Regions from separate parts of the Mus musculus genome. Here region 2 is linked to region 1. The links are chromatin loops, found by intact Hi-C in ENCODE. Cell type or tissue: gastrocnemius. All regions are shown on one strand. Links, peaks and the distances in the headings refer to the core of each region. The heading gives the core; the rest is flanking DNA. Region 1 overlaps Dyrk1a (dual-specificity tyrosine-(Y)-phosphorylation regulated kinase 1a). Region 2 overlaps Dyrk1a (dual-specificity tyrosine-(Y)-phosphorylation regulated kinase 1a).

Region 1 (8,734 bases), core at 412-8,411:
AGGCATTGGTTGGTTTGTATAGTGACTCAGTAACCCTTTGGCCTAGTCCCTCACTTTGCTTGCCCCCAACGTGGGTTATTATGATTTGGTCAGCAAAGTAATAGTACATTTTGAACTTATGAATCAGCTATTAACGTCACAGCTATTAACGTCACAGCTATTAACGTCACAGCTATTAACGTCACAGCTATTAACGTCAGGGGGATGTCGGGGATTCTCGCAACAAGGTCTTTGTCAGAATTCAGTGTGGGGTGGGGGGCAGGAGAATTGCTAATCTTGTTATGGTTATTTCTTTGAGAATAGCTAATATTATTTTGGTAGCTGCAGGTTTAATCATTTTGACTGCTAAAACTATGTTTTTACATTTGTTTAGTCAGCCAGCTTCCTTATCTGGCCCTGCACTTGGCCTGCTAGTACAGTTTGGAAAGTCCTTTTCGAAGGGGGAATGTACTGGGTGGTCTTGAATTCATTTCGGATATTACAGCACAGGCTTCCATTCTCTGCTGTAGAGAGGAACAGGATGGGGAGTTTGTTCAGAGAGAAGAAATAAAGTCTTGACTGCCATGTAGTTATTGACAAGGAGTAAAAGAGTGTCACTTCAATTTAGATGCAGGTGGGGCAGGTTTTTATTGTTTTTCTGTGGGGAATTCTTAGGCCATATGTGTCCCTCAGACACATAAGAAACAAAAGAAATAGACAGGATTCGGTGTAGGAATAGTAAAACCATGCAGTGATAGCCATGGAAACCAGAGTGCGAAAGTTGACACTGACAGAATAATGTAACAGTGACCCAGGCTCAGCAGTGCACAGTCCCTGAGAGCACCACCTAGGGAGGGAGGGCCCTGTATTAATTAATGGTTTTTATGGCCCCTCCCAGTAGGCCCTGTGCTACCTATTCACATATGGGGCTAGCAGTTTCTTAAATTTCTCCCCCCCCATAGCCCCACAAAAGATACTCTTTAATCACCATCCCCCCAGTTCCATCCTACCAAATAGTATCCTTGTCTGAGTCACCTTAAATTTCTTGTTTGTATGAGAAACTGATAGATCTTGTCAAATTACATATAGTGCTCTACATTTTATTCTTCATGTTTCCAGTTCAAAATCATGTCATGTACGTAACTGGGAGTTTTTGATAAACTGTAGCTGTCACATTAGCAGTGAAGTTTGCATGGACTGCTGTGTACTCGGCAGGCACTGAAGCTCTGCTCCCTCAGCCCGAGCTCTGTGCTTGTGCCCGTACCTGTGGCTTGGGATTGGAATGCCGATTTATTAATTGAGGGTTTATAAGGCAAAAAAATGACTGGGTGAAGACTTTTTGGAACAAAGCTGAAAAGTTAGCATGTTGTTTTGAATGCCAATGCACTTGAACTGCTTTTTTGGCATTCATTTTGGAATGAATAAAACAAAGATATTTTGAGTTATGAGAATTTTTAGTTGACATATACTTAAAATAAATACTTGATGCTATGCCTGGCTTCATAAAGTGAACCATCTTTGTGACTGTAAATTCCTTATCTTCTTGAGGGGAAGCTGCTGCTTGTTGCTGTTTTACTTTAAACTTATCATCTGGAATACATTGTATGAGCATAAAAGTAACATTTGTGACTTGTACACTTGCTGATCTCATAAGTTCTTATGTCCTGGTGCACCTGTAATCACGCTACACCAGTTGGATGTGTTCCATTAAGAACCATTTCAGTTCAGGCTGGACTTGGATATAAAGAGTTCACCCATGCCCCTCACATACAGAGTGTATGGTCTTACTGTTTGGTGGCTGTGTTATCACTTGCTCTATATGCATTGAACCATTACTGTATATCAAGAACTATTATTTGTTTATTATTTATGTAGTAGCCTATTTTCTCTTGTTAGCTCACACCAGGTCTCACGCTGGCACACAGGCTGGGCTGACCTGCTTCTGACCGCATGCTGGGTTACTTGTTCCCCTGGGTATTTACCTGCCGGTTGTTTTCATGGCGCCACACTGCCTGGGAGCTTTATGCTCTTTCTTTCTTTTTCCTGGAATGGATAAGGTCCCGCAATAACAGCTGAACATAACAGGTTTACAGGTCTGTTGAACAAATTAGAATAAAACCATTAGCAATCTGTTGATGGTGATGACATTTTATTTTCCCTAATATATTTTCTCATGTAAAGAGATCTCTAAGCAGCTGGCCAGTGCTGGAGTATGCCTTTAATCCCAACACTTGGGAGGCAGAGGTAGGTAGATCTCTGTGAGTTCCAAGACAGCCAGGGCTATACAGTAAACTTTTTGGGGTGGGTTGGGGGCAGAGGGAATCCCTGAGGCTTTATAACTATTTTTTGATGTGATAAGGTACAGTAGCTTGCCAGTTTGGCTTTTTGTTTTTTGTTTTGTTTTGTTTTTGTTTTTTTGTTTTCTTCGAGACAGGGTTTCTCTGTGTATCCCTGGCTGTCCTGGAACTCACTCTGTAGACCAGGCTGGCCTCGAACTCAGAAATTCGCCTGCCTCTGCCTCCTGAGCGCTTGGATTAAAGGCGTGCGCCACCATCGCCCGGCCTCAGTTTGGCTTTTGTTCGTAGAAATAATCACTGTTTGAAACAGGAACATGTTTTCTTAAATAGTCAAATCAGAGTTTGCATTATTAACAGTGATTTAAATGCTTGACTGAATTGAAATAATATGCTTGTTTCTGAAAATAATTTTGCGTTTATGCTTTATGTTTTTAGAAAATATTATAGATTTGACTATTGTTTAAAATGTTTTAAATTTTAATTCAACAAATAAAACAGAAAACCCATACCAAGAAACCTGATGTCGATAATCCCTTAAAAGATAAAATGGAAGATTTCACTTTTGTCAAAGATTTACCCTGTCTTTTACCTAGACTTCAAGGAAAGTGTAGAGATCCATGTTCCCAGTGGCTCGGTGTTAGAGAGACTAGTAGTTTTATTATCATTTTGGCCTGATTGGTTTTTGTCAGCTGGGCATACAGTAGAGTTATCTGGGAAGATGAACCTTCATTGAGAAAATGCCATCATCAGATTGGCTTATAGGCAAGTCTGTAGGGCATTGTCTTGATTGATGGCTGAGGTGTGAGCTCCAGCCCACTGTGGGCGTGCTGTTGTAGAAGATAGCATTTTAAGCAAGCCAGCAAGCAGAGTTCCTCCGTGGTCTCTGCTTTAGCTCCTGCCTCCAGGTTCTTGTGTTAACTTTTCTGTATATCAAGAACTATTATTTGTTTGGATGATGAGATCTGTAAGCCAAGCAAACGTCTTCTTATTCAGATTGCTTTTGGTCACGTATCACAGGACTAGAAACCTAAGACACAATTCTACAAATTACAAATCATCTACAAGGAATTTATTGTAAATTTTTCTTTTAAAACAGATGTGCCACATATAGTAATTTTAAAACATGGCTGATAATTAAAAGTGGAGTAATTCCCTCCTTGTAGTGTGGTCAGGTGGTTATTTTGTTTTGTTTTGTTTTGTTTTTGTTTTTTGTTTTTCTGAGACAGGGTTTCTCTGTGTATCCCTGGCTGTCCTGGAACTCACTCTGTAGACCAGGCTGGCCTCGAACTCAGAAATCCACCTGCCTCCCAACACCCGGCTGTGTGGTCAGTTTTAATAACCTTTTGGCGGGGGGGGGGGGGGGTGGTGTTAAAGATTTATTTATTTCTTATGTGTAAGTACATTGTAGCTGTCTTGAGACACTCCAGAAGAGGGCGTCATCTCGTTTTACAGATGGTTGTGAGTCACCATGTAGTTGCTGGGATTTGAACTTAGGTCTTTCAGAAAAGCAGTCAGTGCTCTTAACCTCTGAGCCAGCCACCCCCCCCCCCCTTTAAAAATGTTTATTTATTTTTACTTATATGAGTACACTCTAGTTGTTTTCAAACACACCAGAAGCGGGCATCAGATCCCATTACAGATGGTTGTGAGCCATCTTGTAGTTGCTGGGAATTGAACTCAGGACCTCTGGTAGAGCAGTTGGTGCTCTTAACTGCTGAGCCATCTCTCCAGCCCCTAGTAACTTTTCTAATGGACATACTAAGCAATGCCACTGCTGCCTGGTTCTCTTTTTGTCTCTGAATATTAATCTCTCTGTCTCTCTTAATGTTCAGCCTTGAAATCTGGGCTTAATGTTGAGAGGAAGCCAAATGAGCTCATGAGAAAACCTCCTGTAGATGACTGGCTAGGTCCTCAGCTCTGGATCCTAGCCAGCGTAAGCTGCTGGCTTATGAGTGAGCAGGTTCCCCGTGGTCCTCACTCCTTTCAAGGCACTAACACTGAGTGTGGGAGTGATTCCCCCTGCCATATGCTGGTGGTTTGAATATGCTTGGCCTAGGGAGTTGGCACGGTTAGGAGGTGTGGCCTTATTGGGAGGAAGTGTGTCACTATGGGAGTGGGCTTGGAAACCCTCATAGCTATCGGTGAGATAGACTTCTGTTTGTCTCCAAACAAGATGTAGAACTCTCAGCTCCTCCTACAGAGCCATGCCTGCCTGGATGGTGCCATGTTTCCTGCTATGATGATAATGGACTGAACCTCTGAACCCAATTAAGTGTTGTCCTTTATAAGTGGTGTCTTTTCACGGTGGAAACCTAACTAAGGCACATATCCTACCCAAAGTGCAGTTTTATATGCAAAATAAACATAATAAATGGTTGAGTGTTGCCTTGCTGTGAAGTCAGACAGCAGCTGTGTCCAGGGCTGTTTTCCAGTTGTGTTCTGAGAGTGTCACCATGAAGTCTGACCCAGGGTCACTGCTGAGACCCCACAGTTGATGCCATAGAGGCAGGACACCCCAGTTAGTGACAGGCTACCTAGGAGAATGTGCACCATTCATTGGTGGGGCCTAATTCAAGACAGGAGGCTGAGACACATGACTGAATCCAGGGAGGACTCAGTATTGTCTTCCTGTGCACCCACCCCCTTTCACTTTCCTCACTTAGGATTTGTCCTTCACTGCTGGTACCACTCCAGGCACTCTGTGACTTCCACACGTGTACGTAAGCAGTTGCTGATAGACCTTCCTGTCCTCTTTTTGATTGGGTTGGAAGTTGGATGGACGGAGGGGTTTGCTCAGTACTTCATCAGTGCTGGCACTGCATGGAAAGCTACGAGCAGTTAAGTTGGTGTTGTGCCTGTAACGTGTTAGTTGTAACCAGTGCTCACATCCTACAATCATGGTCACTTAGGCCATGCTCAGCCCGTGTGCTAAATTCAGGCTTTCGTTTCCCTTTTTTTTTTTTTGTTTTTTGTTTTTTGTTTTTTTTTTGTTTTTTTTTAATAATTAATTTATTTATTATATGTAAGTACACTGTTGCTGTCTTCAGACACTCCAGAAGAGGGAGTCAGATTTTGTTACGGATGGTTGTGAGCCACCATGTGGTTGCTGGGATTTGAACTCCTTTTTTGCTGGGATTTGAACTTGACCTTCGGAAGAGCAGTCGGGTGCTCTTACCCACTGAGCCATCTCACCAGCCCCCTCGTTTCCCTTTTTGATATGCTTTAAGGTCGTCATTTCTATGCCTGCTTAGAAACCTCCAAGGTTTAGTGCCCTTTGGAGATAGAGACAAAAGGGAATTTGTTTTTCTTTTTCTTGTTCACATTTTTAGGAGTAACTCCTTTAATTTCTTTAACTTTAAAGTTCTTTCTTGATTACTTACATGATTTCTTAGATACAGTGATGGTTTATTGCTGTGTTTTTATATTCAGAAAACTACTGACAGTCTGCCAGGAAGACAGAGTAACTCTCTCTTATACCGTCCCTTCTTGCCATGCTCTACTAGGGCTCAGCTTAAAGTTTTTAGTTAATTAACATTCTATACAATTCGTTTCTGACTCATGGATTTTTAGACAGTCTTCCTCCCCAAGATAAGAGCAACCAAACTCATTTGCAGTGCCTAGCCCACCAGATGTGTATGCTGTGGCACAGGTATATAAACTTGTAGCCATTTTCAAAGTTATAGCTACAGCTCGTTGTTTTGTCTTTAAAAACCTGATGACTAGAGCCTACTATTTAAAATAACTTATAAGGTCAGTGAAAGGGAAGGTTTGCCTCCTCACTCACTGTATTTGTTATGGCCACAAAGAACATGTTAGCCCTGGGGTTGAAAGAGTTTTGTGGCAGGCAATAATGTCTCTAACAGATTCCTTTGTGTGGGACATAGTCACCCATCGCATAGTGTGTTTGCTGCTCTTTAATCTTAGATGCAGAGTAAGTGTTCTTGGTCATGTGTGCCTTTGCCTTTGTTTTATAGTGTTTTAGTGATAAACACTTTGAACCCTCATGGCCCAGTCAGGAGCCAGAGCTTACTGTCTGCCTCTTGTGCATTTCTTCCAAAGGAGAGGAAGAAGACAGGTGTCCATTGGCTGTCTGTGGATGAATGTAGTGAGGGTGAATTGAAGCTTTGGGAAGAAAAATACTTTATTAAATTGCCAGCTTGAGGAGGCCCTTCGGAGGAGTAAGGCCAGTCCTGCCCAGTCCTTAATCATGCTATGTAGTGTCCATAGTCATGGCTCTTCTCAGGCTTGGCCTGGTGTGAGGCCTTCTTTGTATGCTGCTTGGTGCCATAGATGCTTTCTTAAGAGTGATGAAGGAGTCCCTGCCTTTCCAGTTCTCCTCTCTACCCAGACAGCATGGTGGGGCTGTTGGATACACACAGACTTGTGCACATGCACAGAGTAGGTGGGGTGGGGTGGTCCCTCTGTGCTGCTTCATGGCCGCACTGCCACTTGTGCTGATTGTGGCTTTGGCTCTAGTGTTTCCATGGAGATGGTTTTGCTCTTAGACTTGTAGAAAGCTCTTAGAAATAGTTTGCTCACTGACAGGTCACTACACCATTTTAATTGATCCTTGCTTGTGATTATTACTATTCTGTTGGGTGTTTTGTTTTGTTTAAGATGTAAACAAGTATGCTTAGATTTTTCTAGATTTTTTTCCTTAGGGTTGTCTTTTCCCCCAAACTTACAGAACTAAGTTTTCGATGTCCTTTGGCTCCTCTAGTTCTCAGGGCTCCACTGTCTGGGCTGGTTCTTCCTGCCCTCAGAGAAGCTCTGGCTGTGCTGGGAAGTAGATGGCGAGCCTAGCCTCAGGCCACACTGCCTGCTGTGAGCAGCCAGAGGATGCCACGTCAAGTTGCCCCAGGGAAAGCCACTCTGGGAGCTCCACCTGTCTTCAGCCCTGTCTCTGACGTTTGAATTGGGATCTCTTTGCACGTTGTCTTCTGTCTTGTTTCCTCCCTGCATAGACTCAAGGGCTCTCTCTTCTTGCTTCTGAGGCTTCAGCTGCCTAGAGAATGACAGAGCATGTGTTCTTTTAGGTGCCCACCCCAGGTTTCTCAGAAGTAAAATATCATACTGTTCGGAAAAACGAAATAGGGTAAACTTCCTCTTTTAATTTGTTCAGTCTGGGAATGGATAGGTGGATTTCTGTGAGTGTGAGGCCACCGTGAATTTCAGGTTGGTCGAGATCACAAATGAAACTATATTTCCAGTACAAGCAAACAAGCCCCCATCAGCAACCAATACAAAAAGTTTCAATTCTTCTCAGATGAACAGTGACTAACAGGCAGTCACTTAATGTATTTGGGTACATTAGAGTACTTAAAAATGAGGATGCTGTTGAATAAGTATAGTTCAGAAGTATTTTTTAAACCATAAAACCAGTTTTTAAGTCTTTTGTTTTTAAAGCATATTATTAATTTCGTTAACTTTAAGCTAAATAAAAACTTCTGGTCTGATGTTCAATTTCCTTAATACCCGACTGAGAAAAAGTACATTTACTGTATAATGGTGAATTTGGAAGAGAACACTCCTAAACATGGATCAGACCCCCGAGAGTAAGACAGTCCGGTATTTGTAGCTTCCTGTCTGCAGTGTGGATGGATGCAGTTAACAAGTGGATCTGTTAGCCTTTTAAGAAGTAGGAGTAGGGTCAGGGCAGCTCTAAGGCTGGAGAACACAAGCCTTTTGTAAAAGATGCCCAGCATGCACTGCTGTAGCTAGCAGCTACTATAAAGATTCCCAGCATGCACTGCTGCAGCTAGCAGCTACTATAAAGATGACCAGCATGCACTGCTGCAGCTAGCAGCTACTATAAAGAGGGAGGTATTAAAACCGGTCAACATAGTCACTTACAGTTTTTGACTATTTTTTTCTAAGTAGATATTTTCAAAACTGTAAAGTTGACTGTTTATTGGAGTGGAGCATGACATATCTCTGGAGCTCGTAGGAGAGTGGACAGCAATGCCATGCTTCCAAGTCAAGTGTCTTGTGTGTGAAAGGAGAGCTGTTGCTTCTGCTTGTTGAACATGTTTGCAGTAGTTGAGAAATTACCGCCTGGTTGTTCTAATCTAGTTCTTCCTACAGTGGAGGAACCTGACTGAAAGTGCTGGCTTTTTAAAAGTTAATGATTAATTGTCTACTTAGCAAACCTTAGTATTTCCTTTCCTAGAAATCCTAGTGCTGCTCATGTGGTAAGGAGTCTAATTTAGTGAGTGAACCGCTTTTGAGCATTTTAAGTCTTTAATTTGTTTCTAAAACTAGTACTTACATTTTCCTAAATTCTACTTTTTAATTGCTTTGAAAAGAAATGATGTTACGCTACAGACATTTAAATGTAGGCTGCTTTACCCCAGAGCATCTGCCACCAGGCAGAGGATGTTTCCTTATGTCTCAGACCTTGAAGAGACTGCCGTAGTACCGAGGCTTTATTGGTCACCCCTTTCAGTGATAAGGGAAGT
Region 2 (8,734 bases), core at 257-8,256, 59 kb after region 1:
TTCTACCACTTGACCACGCACTCAGACATATGTGTTCACTTTGCATCCAATGTCTAACACAAGATACAGAGCATTTCCACCAAGCTCTCTCGGCCTTCCTTTCTGACTCTGTTCTGTTTGTCTGCTTTCTACCGCAAGTGGATGTGATCACCAGCTGCACTTCATAAAAATGATAATCTCTGGGGTTACCATTTTCATGGGTGCCACAAGACACCTGACAAGAGCAGCTGGCAGAGGAGAAGGGTCTCAGCTGCGTTTGCAGTGTATAGGTACAGGAGGACCAAGAACTGGCTGTCCCTTGTCCTTGCAGTCAGGAAGCAGAGACGGGCTGCTGCTGTCTGCTCCTTGTCCTTCCTTGGGTGACAGTGCTGCCCACCCACACTCGGTGCTTCCACCTCAGGGAACCAGTGCAGGTCCTCTCTAGCTGACAGTGAAGACTAAGTATCACCTTTATTTAAAAACAGTATTTGGGAGATTTTATATTGTTTTGTATCCCAGGACTTAATTTATTTTATTGCTTCATGGTATTTCATTGAGTATGCTGTAATTTATTATCTGTCAGTGAACTTTTTTGTCTATATCTAATTAGGGACTAATTGATTAAGGCTAGAAAGAATACCGCAGGTCTTTTTTTTTTCTAGTGGCATTGTCTGAGAATTGCCAGGTCCTATGTGTGTTTATCATCATTGGAAAAGAGCTTTTTCAGTGTTTCTGATGTTTTGAGAGGTGCCTTACTTAATGCTGGCTGCTACTTGTCAGTACTTTTTCCTGTTCAGGAAATCATGGTCTCTGGGTGCCAGGGAACTTGTAATGTTAGTAAGATATCATTAATATTAGACAGTCAAACCTGTGGGGCTTCCCCCTCTCCCCGCCTTTAATTCCCAAGTATGTAAGGATTTGTTTTCTCCTGAGCAGATCACGTTGCATTCATTCTTGAGCTTGGGATAATGTGGTGGGTGGGGCTGACCTTTGCTTGTTGGCAGTTGCCTTTCTCTGTAGGTCTGATCTCATGCTTGTTTATTGAACTAGCTCACCTTCTGTGTTTGCAAGCTTGGACTCCCACTGCTCTGTCTGCAATCTAGCAGCAAGTGTTAGTGGCGCACATTCTAGGTCTTTCACCTCTACTCGAGTATCAAGTCCTGCTAGAACTTGCAGTGATACATGCCTTGCCACAAGCCTTTCCTGCATCTTCAGAGATGATGGTCATGTGGCCCTCACCCCTTGTTATATAGAGATTTTTGGCATATTTACCATAACCTGTGATGAAGCACACTTGGCCCTGCCATTTTATATAGCACTGAGTTAAACTTGCTGGTCTGTTAAGAGTGGTATTCTGAAGTGTTCCTCATTGTAGCTTATGGTTTTGGTTTTTTTTTTCCTTTAACAATTATCTTGAGTCTTGTTTCATTATTTCAAAATATTTGAGAATTTTCTACATATCCTAATTCATCTCTAGCTAAATAGCACTGTTTTCTAAGTGTGATGTCATTCATTTAAAATGTGTAGAGTGTGCTTTTATAGTCTAGAATGCGATCCGCTTGGTGATTCTTTGATGTGTGTCTGATAACAATGGAACTTTATTGTCGTGTTCTAGAGATGTGTGTGTCTGTCTGTCTGTCTGTGTGGCTGTGTATGGCTGTGTGTCTTTTTCTCTTTGTTTCTGTCAGTATCTGAGGGGCATTTTGACCTTCAGTAGTGTACTAGTTGCTTTTCTTGTCACTGAAGCCTGGACAAGAAGCGACTTAGTAGGGAAGAGCTTTTCTTCAGCTCACAGTCAGGAGCACTACCTCAGTTCTTCAGGTAGATGTGGTTCACTGCTTGCCAGAGTGTGAGGCTGCTTGCTCATGTATTTATTAACCAGGAAGCAGAGGTAGGCATAGAACTATCTATCCCTCCAGTGAGTTGCTTCCATCTTGGCCCTGCCTCCTAAAGGCTCTTTAGCCTCCCCAGGCTGAGCCAATAGCTAGGGACCACGTATTCAACGCATGGTCCAATCACTTTGAAACCATTACAAACCCTAGTAGTTATGTCGGGTTATCTTTAGTTGTGTCGTGGTTTTTAAAGCTTTGTTAGTAATTTTGTTGTGATTTCTGATAAGTTGACCCTTGTCATGAAATGTCCTATAATGTATTAGTGCTGTGCCATGGCAGGCTGTGTGTGTGTGTGTTGTGTCTCTTCTTTTTAAGTGTGGCTTGTATGCAGTGTATAGGTAGGGCATGTTTTAAAATCTGCTTTTCCTTTACAGTGAATATTTATTCATAGCAGTGGGTTTGAGGTTTGTCTTCTGTTTTTTGTTTGTTTAGTTTGTCTGTTTCTCTTTGTTGCTGTGTATAGAGCTGTTGAGTACTCCGGAGACTTGTTTCTTCAGCTTACTTCTCAGTTGTGGTATAATGTTTAGTGTTGTTTGACAATATGCATTTTTATGTCAGGTTACCCTTAGATACTGTCATATCACTTGTATGTTGTAACTCCCTTCTGTCTCTTAAGTGCTTGTATGTAAACATCACTTCTGCATGTGTTAGAATCCTCAGAACACGTCAACTGTTTACCTCAAGGAAAGGAAAGTGCTGTAGGCGCACTGAGTGCGGGGTCCTGGCCATCCGACATCTATGCTCACCATAGATGAGCCCAGCTCCTTCTTTCTCAGTGTACACCATGAGCTTATGATTGGAGCATCTCCTGCCTGAGGAGAGCACTAGTCGCTGTCTGTCTTAAACTCTCTCCTGTGGTTCCTTCTCAGCTGCACTGTAAGGAGAGTCAGGGTTTCTTCTTAGCAGTTCTCACCTGTGGTGTGGTTTTCCTTCCCTTTCAGGGTGCTTAAACAGTTTATCTTCATACTTGGTTATAATGTACCTATGCTTTTTGTTTAATTTTTCTTTTGTGTTCGCAGAGGTGATTGAAATTCTTGGATTTGTGAACTGATGTATTTGTAGGTCCTCAACTGTTATCAATACTTACTCTGTCCAGTCTTCTCGTTCTCCAGTTGCATGCATGGTTCTGCCGTGCTCAGTATTGCCCCGAGGTCCTCAGAGCGTCAGTGGGGAGTGCAGTAGCACCTGCCTTGCCTTTATGTCTTGAATTTGTATACTTCTTTTTGCTCTGTGTTTTTGGTCAGTGTTTTGTTGGTTAATCTGGCTTCCCAACATTCTAGATCTGTTCTGCTGTTAGAAGTATTCAGCAGACTAGAGAGGTGCGTGTCAGTTACGTGCTTCAACTTTTGACAACAAAACCATAGGCCAGTCCTTAAAGATCCACCTAAATGGGATGTTGTGTGTTTGTCTTTCCAGTGCTGGGTAGGGGAGATGGGAGACAGCCTGGGGCTTACTGACACCCTCTGACCTACTCTTTGAGTTCCAGGCCAGTGAGAGATGCTGTCTAAAGAAAGGAAAAAGATGTCACTAGAGCTTGTTCACAATACACAGATGGAGCGCAGGTTCTCCACTTAGTATTTTAGTTTAAGAATTTGTATTTGTCCTTATTTTTTACAGTTTCCCCTTTTCTGAAGTTCCATCTATTCACATGTGTTCCCTACCTTTTATTATTAAACTATATAACTTACACATTTATTTATTAGTTTAAAAATACTTGCCTGCCAGTTCCACTGCCTGGGCCATTTATTAGTATGGATTGATAACTCATTTTCCCCTGCTAAGTTACAGACACCGTTATTTTTTCTGTAATTATATATAAAAGCGGTCGATCTTTCTGTACTTGAGAATGGGTGAGCTGTGTCATTTTCCATGAGAAGCAGGTGAAAAGCTTCTCGTACTATCAGGCCAGGACGGTCTGATTCTGGGCGTTTAGTGTTTGCCTCAGGAGTTTTACCATCTGAGGAGGCCCCTTCAAGCATTGTTTGTTCATGACCGAAGGAGGCTCTAGAGCTCTACACATTGCCACCCACAGCACCCGGACATTTTCCTTTAACTCTTTTGCTGCCTTTGTGTGGCTATTACTATGTGGTCAGAACTAGGCTGAATTATCCTTGCTTGGGTCTAGCATGGTGGCCCCTCCTCCCCTTACAGGGCCCTTCTAATCTGCTAGTAGTTGTTTGGGGCTGGGGATGTGGTCAGTGGAAGACCACTTGCTGAATATGCACAGCTGTGATTTGTCCTACTTCCGGACTTTAAACAACTGTCACCAAAACTCCAGTACTGCTGTGGAGACTTGTAGAAAGACAACATTGTTCCTGGTTACTAATGAGTATCTATCAGTCCCATCCTGTGGTTAAGCAGCTGACGAACCATTTTGTAAGTGAACCGATCCCTTTACTTTGAGTGCATACATAGCTTTAATGAGCCACTGTTAGGTAGGCAGTGCAGCATATTCTCCAGTGCAAGCCTGGCATTGTGGTGCACACCTTTAATCCCAGTTGTCGCACTCGGCAGGCAGAGGCAGGCAGAGCTTTGTGAGCTTGAAGCCAGCCTGTTCTATGTGTAGTGAGTTGCAAGTCAGCCAAGACTACGCAGTAAGACCCTACCTATCTCAAAACAGACATTACTTACAGAGAGAGGCAGGTCAGAATCCATTCTGCTCTGCTCTGTAGAAGCTGTCATAGTAATTGTTTTATATTTGTGGATTTTCTGTGTCACACTCTTTGTTTACTTGCTTGCTTGTTTCACAACCTTGAAAATAAGAAATGTGTTCCTGGGTGAAACTGTACCAACCCAGCTTCAGGCTGGGCCAGTGTCTGCTTGCTGCTGAGCTCTACTGATCTTCAGAGTACTTTTTTTCTCTCCCAAAACTGTATTGGACTTCTTAAACACATGCTTAAGTGTTATGTGCAGAGTGAGGTGGGGTGGGGGTGGGGTCTAGCTATTTTAATAACTGTCTTTCTTCACAAAGCCTTGTACATTTGGAGTAAATCATGTTACCTCTCCTACCAAACTTTGAGACAATTTCTGTTCTCTCTTCTTTAATAGGAGTACAAACCACCAGGAACCCGTAAACTTCATAATATTCTTGGAGTAGAAACAGGAGGACCTGGCGGGCGGCGTGCTGGGGAATCGGGTCATACTGTAGCTGACTACTTGAAGTTCAAAGACCTCATTTTAAGGATGCTTGATTATGACCCCAAAACTCGGATTCAACCTTATTATGCCCTGCAGCACAGTTTTTTCAAGAAAACAGCTGATGAAGGTACCAACACAAGTAACAGTGTGTCTACCAGCCCTGCGATGGAGCAGTCTCAGTCTTCAGGCACCACCTCCAGCACCTCCTCCAGCTCAGGTCCGCCACGGCGCAGCGCGGCCCGCTCGCTTGTGCATGCTTTCTCTCTGCTTACTCGGGTGGGAGGCTTTTTCCCCCTCCTTTTTGGTTTTTTGAGGCAGGTTTTCTCTGTGTAGCCCTGGCTATCCTGGACGCCCCCTTGGTATGCTAGTCTGGCCTCAAACTCAGAGATCGCCTCCTGCCTCTGCCTTCAGAGTGCTGGGATTTAAGACACATGTTCCCACTGCCCAACTCCAATGTGGAATTCTTTCAGAGTATTTATATATATATATATATATATTTTTTTTTTAATTAGGTATTTTCCTCATTTACATTTCCAATGCTATCCCAAAAGTCCCCCATACCCTCCCCCCCCACCCCACTGCCCACCCCAGAGTGTTTATTATAAACTAATTTTTTGAATTTTGTAAATGGGTAGCAAGGGATTATTTTACTTCAATATGTTCTTAGTGTGTGTGGCTCTGAATTCAGTACCCTCAAACACACCTCCCCACCTGTATGGTTAGTAGCAAATTTAATTGTCAGATGTGTTCGTTATAATTGTCTGCCTGACAGTTAGAAACAAAGCTACTTATAGCCAAAAATTTAAATGGTTTTAAATGGAGTTATTTTTCCACGTCCTTAAGTTTTTACTTGACTGAGGAGAACCTGGCTGTATTAGCAGTTGATGTGGGAAGACATCTAAGACTCCAATTACTTTGTGGTATATTTCAAGTTAATACCATAGCTTGAAAGTTTTATGTGTCTGTATATGTGTTAAGTAGTGCATATACCTAACCGTGCATATGTGTGCACCTAAGGTCACATGTGGGTCTTGACACTGTGTCTTCCCTCACTGTCTTCCTTATTACTTGGAAATAAGAGTCCCAGTGCCCCAGAGGCCTGCTGTTGTATCCAGGCTGCCTGCCTGGCTAGTGAGGTCTTGGGATTGGCACTCCCTCACCCAAGTCCCGGGGTTCAGTCAGCCCAGGATTTTATACAGAGGCTGGAGATGCACACACAGTCCTAGCTCTGCTCCTGCTCTTACTGCGTACTCTCTCTACCCCATGCTTGAGTGGGTACAATGCAGTCTTAGAGTTCTAACTCGAGCAAAATTAGCTTTAAACTCACAAGTTTTTCCATGTCCTGATATTAAAGGTGGATCCTCGGGAACGAGTAACAGTGGGAGAGCCAGGTCGGATCCGACGCACCAGCATCGACACAGCGGTGGACACTTCGCTGCTGCTGTCCAGGCCATGGACTGTGAGACACACAGTCCCCAGGTGAGTGTTCCTAGTGCTCCTGCCATGGCCTTGCTAGCTTTAGCTTTGTTGGATGCCAGTCAGGACGACCATGTCTGTGTCCTCTTTTCTAAAGGTGTGTGGTATCCTCACTGCTTAGGAAATAAAAACTCCACTCCTTGTTAGAAATGAGAGCATGTGTTGGGTACACACACCACCGTCTTTCTAGCCATCTACTCCAGGTTTATTTTTCATTTGCCACAGCAGTTTCCTCCCTGCCTCTCAGTGGGTGCCGAGACCTCTAGATGCACTAATTCTCTGTGAGCTGTGCAGTCTGGGCCCTACGTTACTTCTTGTGGCCTCCAGCATTCCCACCCTGATTCTGAATCAGTTTGTGTTGGATTTTTAAACTTGTAATATTAAAGTAATTTTTAAAGTTAGTGTAGAACATGTGGTAGGATAGAAATGTGGAGATGCCATCCTAGCTATATTTCATTGCTGTGGTAATACCCAGACAGAAGCAGTGTAAGGATGACAGGGTATACTCTGGCTCACAGTTCAAAAGGAAATGATACCTTGTGTCAGGGAAGATGGGATGGCAGGCAGGGAAAAGCAGAGTGGTAGGGTCAGGAGGCCTCTGCATTTAAGAAACAGGAAATGGGTGGGGCTGTGCTGAGCTATAGAGCCTCAAGGCCTACTCTATAAGCCAGCCTCCTGCAGTAGGGCCTTCACCCCTGCCCCTGGCTGCCAGCTGGGGACCAAGTATTCAAGCACAGGAGGAAGGTGTTTACTGTTTAGACAAAACCATAAGACCTCAGTGAGACATTTCCTCTGCGTTGTGGGCTACATTTTGGCTCTGAGCGTGCCAATCGGTTATTTGATAGAGTAAGGAAAACCTGAGCTAGATTGGTGCTCATTCCTTAATTGTGACTGGGCCACTTGGTTTTGCTGGAGAAATTGTCACATTGTTCTGTCCTCACTGTTAGTATTCACCAGTCTCAGGCGGCCATCCTCAGAGGACCCCTTCTCCTTCCTATTGTCTGTGAATTACTTCCAACTTGTCCACTCGTAGGCAGAGGCCTGTGACTCTCTCTTCTGTGTGCAATCTTCAGACTGCACTGCTGTAGACGGGCTTTCTCACAGCTCGCCTCTCTCTGCTTTCACTGGGCTTCTTGTTGAAGGCCAGGCCCATGTCTCCTGTCTTCATGGGCTCTGGCTCCTTCTGTTGAACAGCACTGAGTCTTTGATCGTTCTAGCCTGTGGTAACTCTCCCTCACCACACTGTCATTCCTAGAGTTTCACACTTGTCTTCAGCAGCCCAGCAGCTCAGTGCACCTAACTCCTGGTCCCAGTTGCAGGCCCTGTGTCAGCCACAGTCCTCACTGATAGTCCAGAGGACTCCCCTGTTTTCCTTTGTCGTTGCCTGGTAGTATTTGGCAGGGTTGACTTAATCCACATACACTGAATTACCTCTGGTTTCTTTGGCAGCATGTGTCTGGTTCTCCATTTCTTTGTTCCCCCTCCCTTAACTGTCTTTTGGGGGGCAGTGTTCCTGTCCACCATGCCTTGAGATGACCTCACATGCTTTCTGCTTGGTCTCACCCCTTACTGCCAGTCATTACAGTCACCATTTTTAAAGCATTCCTTCCTACTTACCTCTGACTACACTGACCTCTGGGTTGTGTTGGGCTTACTGTAAATGCCATTCTGCAAGTTTGAGCAGTAAGAAGACTCTTAACTGTACCTGTTGCTTTGTAACAATGGTCCTATTTTCACTTACTTACTGTCATAGATTCAGGTCCAGGATGTTAGTCTCCAGGTTAGTGAGGTGTGAATTCTGATTTTATGTATATATAATTAGCCCTTCCACTGCAGGAACCATGTGTGTCCTGTCTTCCACTAAAGCACACTCTTTCCTGTGCCCTGACTAAGTGCTTATCAGCCTGAGGAAACTCTGCAGATGCTTGAACCTCGCTACTCCAGGCTAGTTTATTTCCCCTGCTTTTCATAGCCCTTGTTTCCCTTGTACCTGGACCTAACTAACGTGTAGAACCTCTTGTCTTTGTGCTCTGCCCCTACCCAGGCCTTTCTTTATTCTCTGCACTCAGAATGCACACACTGAGATCTTTCACTCTGAGGGTTGTGCCATGCTGGGCCTCCCACGCTTTCCTCATTCCTCCTGCGTTGGCTTAGTGGCACACTTCACACTTAGTAAATTTTTTTGGACCATCCTCTGTTCCTCTCTTTCATGTATGTATATGGTCTATGTACTACAAACATACATAGAA

The links. Peaks named below come from ENCODE experiments on the same cell type or tissue, not always from the same donor. Only the 100,000 strongest peaks of a DNase experiment are listed, where the experiment ranks them.
Region 2: it touches region 1 in a loop (2.1-fold over the local background); 2 of 42 quality-filtered maps call a loop at or near these places.

What each region holds. Positions count from the first base shown.
Region 1 is chr16:94,620,802-94,629,535 of GRCm38, forward strand. All of the region lies in intron 2 of Dyrk1a (dual-specificity tyrosine-(Y)-phosphorylation regulated kinase 1a), which reads left to right. Among named protein-coding and RNA genes, the nearest start is that of Dyrk1a, 55 kb to the left of the region's middle. In gastrocnemius, for the core only: no CTCF peak of the experiment used is centred there; a DNase peak (open chromatin) is centred at 4,245; H3K27ac peaks cover 1,875 bases.
Region 2 is chr16:94,680,116-94,688,849 of GRCm38, forward strand. It overlaps Dyrk1a (dual-specificity tyrosine-(Y)-phosphorylation regulated kinase 1a), which reads left to right. Exons shown (of 12, transcript NM_007890.2): 10 at 4,920-5,226; 11 at 6,364-6,488. Among named protein-coding and RNA genes, the nearest start is that of Gm41504, 29 kb to the right of the region's middle. In gastrocnemius, for the core only: no CTCF peak of the experiment used is centred there; no DNase peak of the experiment used is centred there; H3K27ac peaks cover 195 bases.